2 separate regions of the Homo sapiens genome follow, and region 1 is linked to region 2. A link is an interaction called in ENCODE POLR2A ChIA-PET data of the cell type or tissue named here. Cell type or tissue: GM12878. All regions are shown on one strand. Each heading gives the region's core, and the rest is flanking DNA. Links, peaks and the distances in the headings are about the cores only. Region 1 holds the start of LOC107985221 (a long non-coding RNA gene). Region 2 overlaps SDHC (succinate dehydrogenase complex subunit C).

The links. ChIA-PET counts read pairs that join two places held together with the same protein. Peaks named below come from ENCODE experiments on the same cell type or tissue, not always from the same donor. Only the 100,000 strongest peaks of a DNase experiment are listed, where the experiment ranks them.
Region 1: POLR2A ChIA-PET joins it to region 2 with 10 read pairs; 8 of 35 experiments call an interaction of 5 or more read pairs at or near these places.

Annotation. Positions count from the first base shown.
Region 1 is chr1:161,290,386-161,293,297 of GRCh38, reverse strand. LOC107985221 (a long non-coding RNA gene) reads left to right here and starts at 1,966. Exons shown (of 2, transcript XR_001738270.2): 1 at 1,966-2,610; 2 at 2,882-2,912. In GM12878, for the core only: a CTCF peak has its summit at 1,573 (motif pointing right); a DNase peak (open chromatin) is centred at 1,562.
Region 2 is chr1:161,355,161-161,358,072 of GRCh38, reverse strand. SDHC (succinate dehydrogenase complex subunit C) reads right to left here. Exons shown (of 6, transcript NM_003001.5): 5 at 1,233-1,396. Among named protein-coding and RNA genes, the nearest start is that of CFAP126, 11 kb to the left of the region's middle. RefSeq lists a silencer at 1,164-1,362. In GM12878, for the core only: no CTCF peak of the experiment used is centred there; no DNase peak of the experiment used is centred there.

The sequences.
Region 1 (2,912 bases), core at 264-2,763, 65 kb after region 2:
ATTGATTGATTGATTGATTTGAGGCATGGTTTTACTCTGTTGCCTAGGCTGGAGTGCAGTGGCACGATCTTGGCTCACTGCAACCTTGGTCTCCTGGGCTCTAGCGATCCTTCTGCCACAGCCTCACGAGTAGCTGGGACTACAGGCAAGCACCACCATGCCCGGCTAATTTTTATTAGGCGGATCACTTGAGCCCAGGAGTTCAAGACCAGCCTGGGCAATGTGGCGATACCCCCTTCTCTACAAAACATACAAAAACTAGCTGGGTGTGGTGGCACATGCCTGTAGTCCCAGCTACTTGTGAGGCTGAGGCGGGAGGATCAATTGAGCCCAGGAGATGGAGGCTGTAGTGAGCCGAGATGCTGCCACTGCACTCCAGCCTGGGAGGCAGAGCAAGACAGTCTCAAAAACAAACAAAAAAAAACTGCTGTGAATGCAACAGTAATACATGCAAACTGATAGGTAGGTATTAGAGACTCAAATACCACAGATAGCATTGTCTTATGACATGGATTCCTGAAATGGCAAACAACTCTTGGTAAAGTTCTGAACAAAAATTATGATGTCCCTTCAATCTACACATTACTTGTATTTCTTGGAAATTCAGGGTCTAAAACAATGACAAAAATACTTTGCATTTATATGTAAAATGGAGTTGTGTTCCAGGCTCCTTCTGGTTATAACAGGCTTTATTTACCTAAATTAATATCCAATGGGACTTTTTTTTTTTTAGATGGAGTCTCATTCTGTCACCCAGGCTGGAGTGCAGTGGTGCGATCCCAGCTCACTACAACCTCCGCCTCCCTGGTTCAAGCGATTCTCCTGCGTCAGCGTCCCGAGTATCTGGGACTACAGGTGCACGCAAGCATGGACAACTAATTTTTGGATTTTTATTTATTTATTTTTTTAAAGACAAAGTCTTGCTCTGTCGCCCAGGCCGGAGTGCAGTGGCACGATCTCAGCTCACTGCAGCCTCCGCCTCCCAGGTTCAAGCAATTCTCCTGCCTCAGCCTCCCGAGTAGCTGGAATTACATGCTCCCACCACCATGCCCAGCTAATTTTTGTATTTTTAGTAGAAATGGGGTTTCACTATGCTGGCCAGGCTGGTCTCGACCTCCTGACCTCAGGTGATCCGCCCGCCTCGGCCTACCAAAGTGCTGGGATTACAGGTGTGAGCCATGGCGCCTGGCCTCCAATGGGGCTTTTAAAAGTCATGTGAGATGTGGGACAATTCTTTTTTGTGCAGCACTGTCCTGGTCATTGCAGTATTGTCTAGGATCCTTGGCTCCTAAATACCAGGATCCTTCACCACCACCATCACCACCCCACCCCCCACCCCAATACACACACACACACACACACACACACACACACACACACACAATGGTCATTGCAGTATTGTCTAGCATCCTTGGCTCCTAAATACCAGGAACCTTCACCACCACCATCACCACCTCACCCCCCACCCCAACACACACACACACACACACACACACACACACACACACACACACACACAGTGACAACTAAAAAAAATCCCCCCACAGATACCCAAAACATCCCCTAGAGGGCAGTGCACCCTGTTGTTGAGAACTGATTTAGAAGAATAAATGAGGCCTAGGGCCTTCCCATGAGTTAAGAGGAGAGTTTAGCTTAGCTTCAGGATATCCACACCTACTCACTGGTTCTTCCCTGGAAGGATGAGGGACCAGAGAAGGTACAGATTTTACCTGTCTAGGTTATGAGGGACCAAGTGGATATGCCTGAGCTCAGCTAAGGGAAGCTCTGCCCTATAAGCTAGGCTGGACAACATTCTTGACAACCAATCTATTGCCCTTCACTTATCTAGCCCCTTATCAGGGTAATACAAAGGGCTCAGATTCTGGAGCCAGACTGCCTGAGTTCTGGTCCTAGCTCAAACATTTATTTGTTTTGGGCAGGTTATTTAATATTTATGTGCCTCAGTTTCTTCATTTATAAAATGGGGATAATAATAGTATCTATGTCATAAAGCAGCAAGAATTAAATGAGTTAATATATGTAAACGTGCTTAGAATGGGATCTGACACACAACTACTTACAAATCTTAGATATTACTATTATCATCACCATTCATATTCTGTAGGTAGCATAAGGCTGAGGAATCACCCCAACTTGGGGGTGAGCATCACTGAAGATCCTAAGTCTCATGTAACCTGAGCCAACAAAGAGTTATGTGCAGGTAAGGATACTCTCAAGTGATCTAGTGGGGGTGGCTCCCTTTGCTTCATGTGGATTGGTGAGTAAGGAAAGCCTATGATGATGATGACCATGATGATGATGATGATGATGATGATGATTGAAGCATGATGCTGAGAGGAAGGGTTCACCCTAACCCGATGACTGCAGGAGAGAAAGAGCCAACAAAGGAATGAGGAAGCTCTTCCTGCACCCTAGTGAACAGGCTGACTTTCTAATTATCTGTGGACTGTGAATCTCTGCCTTTGTAGATCTGGAGTCAAAGCTGCCACCTAAACAACCAGAAGGAAAGGCACCATCTTACACAAAAAGCAAACCTCAGGCCAGGCGCGGTGGCTCATGCCTGTAATCCCAGCACTTTGGAAGGCCGAGGTGGGCGGATCATGAGGTCAGGAGATTGAGACCATCCTGGCTAACACGGTGAAACCCCATCTCAACAAAAATGCAAAATATTAGCCAGGCCTGGTGGCGGGTGCCTGTAGTCCCAGCTGCTTGGGAGGCTGAGGCAGGAGAATCGCTTGAACCCGGGAGGCGGAGCTTGCAGTGAGCTGAGATCACACCACTGCACTCCAGCCTGGGCGACAGAGCCAGACTCTGTCTCAAAAAAAAAAAAAAAAGCAAACCTCCTGACCCCCACCCTCAGTTTTCAGAGGCACAGACAGCAGAGGAGCTAC
Region 2 (2,912 bases), core at 86-2,585:
GGAGCAAGACTCTGTCTCAAAAAAAAAAAAAAAAAAAAAAGATTCCTAACCTCAATATTGAAACCTGGAATTCTTGGCACCCAGTTTCTATTAAAGTTGGCCCAATTCTGTCCAACATCTCAAAACAGAAATGCAATATAATGTGTAGATAAGAAAAGGTAATCTATTTGAGTCCTGTCAGAAGCACTACTCTGGGTCAACAGGAACGGAAGAATGAAAGCAGCAACAATGGTTATCTAGCTCATAACTGAATCCCCAGTGTCTACAACAGTACCTGACACATAAATAGGTACCAATTAATATTTATGTCATAAACATGCATTCTATGCCTTCAGGGATCTCTTTTAAATATCCCTCTTAAAAATGAAGAGTTCAGCAGGGCACAGTGGCTCACGTCTGTAATCCTAGCACTTTGGGAAGCTGAGAGGGGTGGATCACAAGGTCAGGAGTTTGAGACCAGCCTGGCTAACATGGGGAAACCCCATCTCTACTAAAAATACAAAAAATTAGCCGGGCGTGGTGGGAGGCGCCTGTAGTCCCAGCTGCTCGGGAGGTTGGGGCAGGAGAATCTCTTGAACCCAAGAGGTGGAGTTTGCAGTGACCCAAGATCGCGCCAACTGCACCCCAGCCTGGGAGACAGAGCGAGACTTTGTCTCAAAAAATAAAATTAAATTAAATTAAAAAAGGAAGAGTTCCCAATGAGACCCTGCAAGTATCTGTGAGGCCTATACCATTGCTCAGCTACACCACCAGCAGGACTGCCAGGTAACACACAGGGGAACTTGTGAACTTGTCTGGCTTTCCCCAAGAGGACTCTGAGTCACAACTAACCTTAAGAACAGCACTAGCTGGGCGCGGTGGCTCACGCCTATAATCCTAGCACTTTGGGAAGCTTAGGCAGGCGGATCACTTAAGGCCAGGAGTTTGAGACCAGCCTGGCCAACATGGTGAAACCCCATCTCTACTAAAAATACAAAAACCAGGAGTGGTGGCATGCGTCTATAACGCCAACTACTTAAGAGGCTGAGGCACAGGAATCTCTTGAACCCAGGAGGCAGAAGTTGCAGTGAGCTGAGATCGCACCACTGCACTCCAGCCTGGGCAATAGAGCGAGACTCCACTCTTGGGAAAAAAAAAAAAGAACAGCACTAAACCCAGTAATGAAGGAAAGAATCCTCCCAGTCTCCCCACTCCCTTCACAGAGAAAATGTGCAAATCCCGAATTAACTTACCAAGTGTCGGATCCCATTCCAGGTATGATACATGAGAGGGAAGACAAGTGCAAACTTAGCTGTGTGGATCAGTGCTGGCCCCAGACACAGGGACTTCACAAGTTCCAAATAAGACTCAAAGTTCCCAGGGAGTAACAGGGCCGACATGCCAAAAAGAGAGACCCCTGAGGAGAAAACCAAGTAGCTTGTCACAGCTGCTCATAAGTTACAACTAATATGATACATAAAACTGGGACCCCTGGCACCTCATACAATTCTAAACCATTTTGAAATGGAGAAGATTTTTGTTTTCTTTTTTTCTTGAGACAGAGTCTCATTCTGTCACCCAGGCTGGAGTATAGTGGTGCAATCTTGGCTCACTGCAACCTCCACCTCCCAAGTTCAAGCGAGTCTCCTGCTTCAGCCTCCTGAGTAGTGGGGATGACAGGTGCCCACCACAACGCCCAGCTAATTTTTGTATTTTTAGTAGAGACAGGGTTTCACCAAGTTGGCCAGGCTGGTCTCGAACTCCTGACCTCAAGTGATCTGCCCACCTTTGCCTCCCAAAGTGCTGAGATTACAGGTGTGAGCCACTGCACCCGGCCTTGAAAAGGAGAAGATTTAAACTCATGTTCAAGTTTATGATGGGAGACAGACTACTTGGGATCTCATCATAAACTAAATGTGCCATATGTTTTAGTATGTTATTCCTCCTTTCAACATCCGTCTCTATAAAAACTTCACTTGCCAGTTTAGACATCAAGCCTTGCTATATCATCTAGTTCATCATCTAACTAAGAAAAGGTAAAAACAGTGTACTCAGTCCAGAGAAGAGTCAGAAAAAAAATTAGGTTCTCTTTTTTTTTTTTTTTTTTTTGAGACAGAGTCTCGCTCTGTTGCCCAGGCTAGAGTGCAGTAAGCGTGATCTCAGCTCACTGCAACCTCCGCCTCCTGGGTTCAAGCCATTCTTGTGCCTCAGCCTCCCAGGTAGCTGGCCTTATAGATGCATGCCACCATGCCTCGCTAATTTTTGCATTTTTAGTAGAGACAGGGTTTTGCCATGTTGGCCAGGCTGGTCTCAAACTCCTGGCCTCAAGTGATTCGCCCACCTCAGCCTCCCAAAGCGCTGGGATTACCAGCATGAGCCACTGCGCCTGGCCCTTTTTTTATCTTTATCTTCTAGTGTTGCTACCTCTGAAGAGAGGAAAAATTTTAAATCATTCAAATCTCTATTACACAAAAATTTAAATTAAAATGAATTAGAGACCTAAATGCTAGAACTAAAACTATAAAACTCTTAGTAGAAAGCATAGAAATAAATCTTCATGATCTTGGATTAGGCAGTGGTTTCACAGATGACACCAAAATCATAAATGACAAAAGAAAAAACAGATGAATTGGATTTCATCAAAATTACTAACTTTTGTGCTGCAAATAATACCATCAAGAAAGTGAAAAGACAACTCAAAGGAATGGGAGAAAATATTTGCAAATCATGGAGGACTTTTATCCAGAATACATAAAAAACTCTTACAACTCAATCAATAAAATGACAAATGGATCTGAATAGACATCTTTCCAAGGACGATAAATAAATGGCCAATCAGTGCATGAACAGGTGCTTAACATCATTAGCCATTAGACAAATGCAAATCAAAACCATAATGATATAATGTAACTGCTATGTGTATATACTTGGAA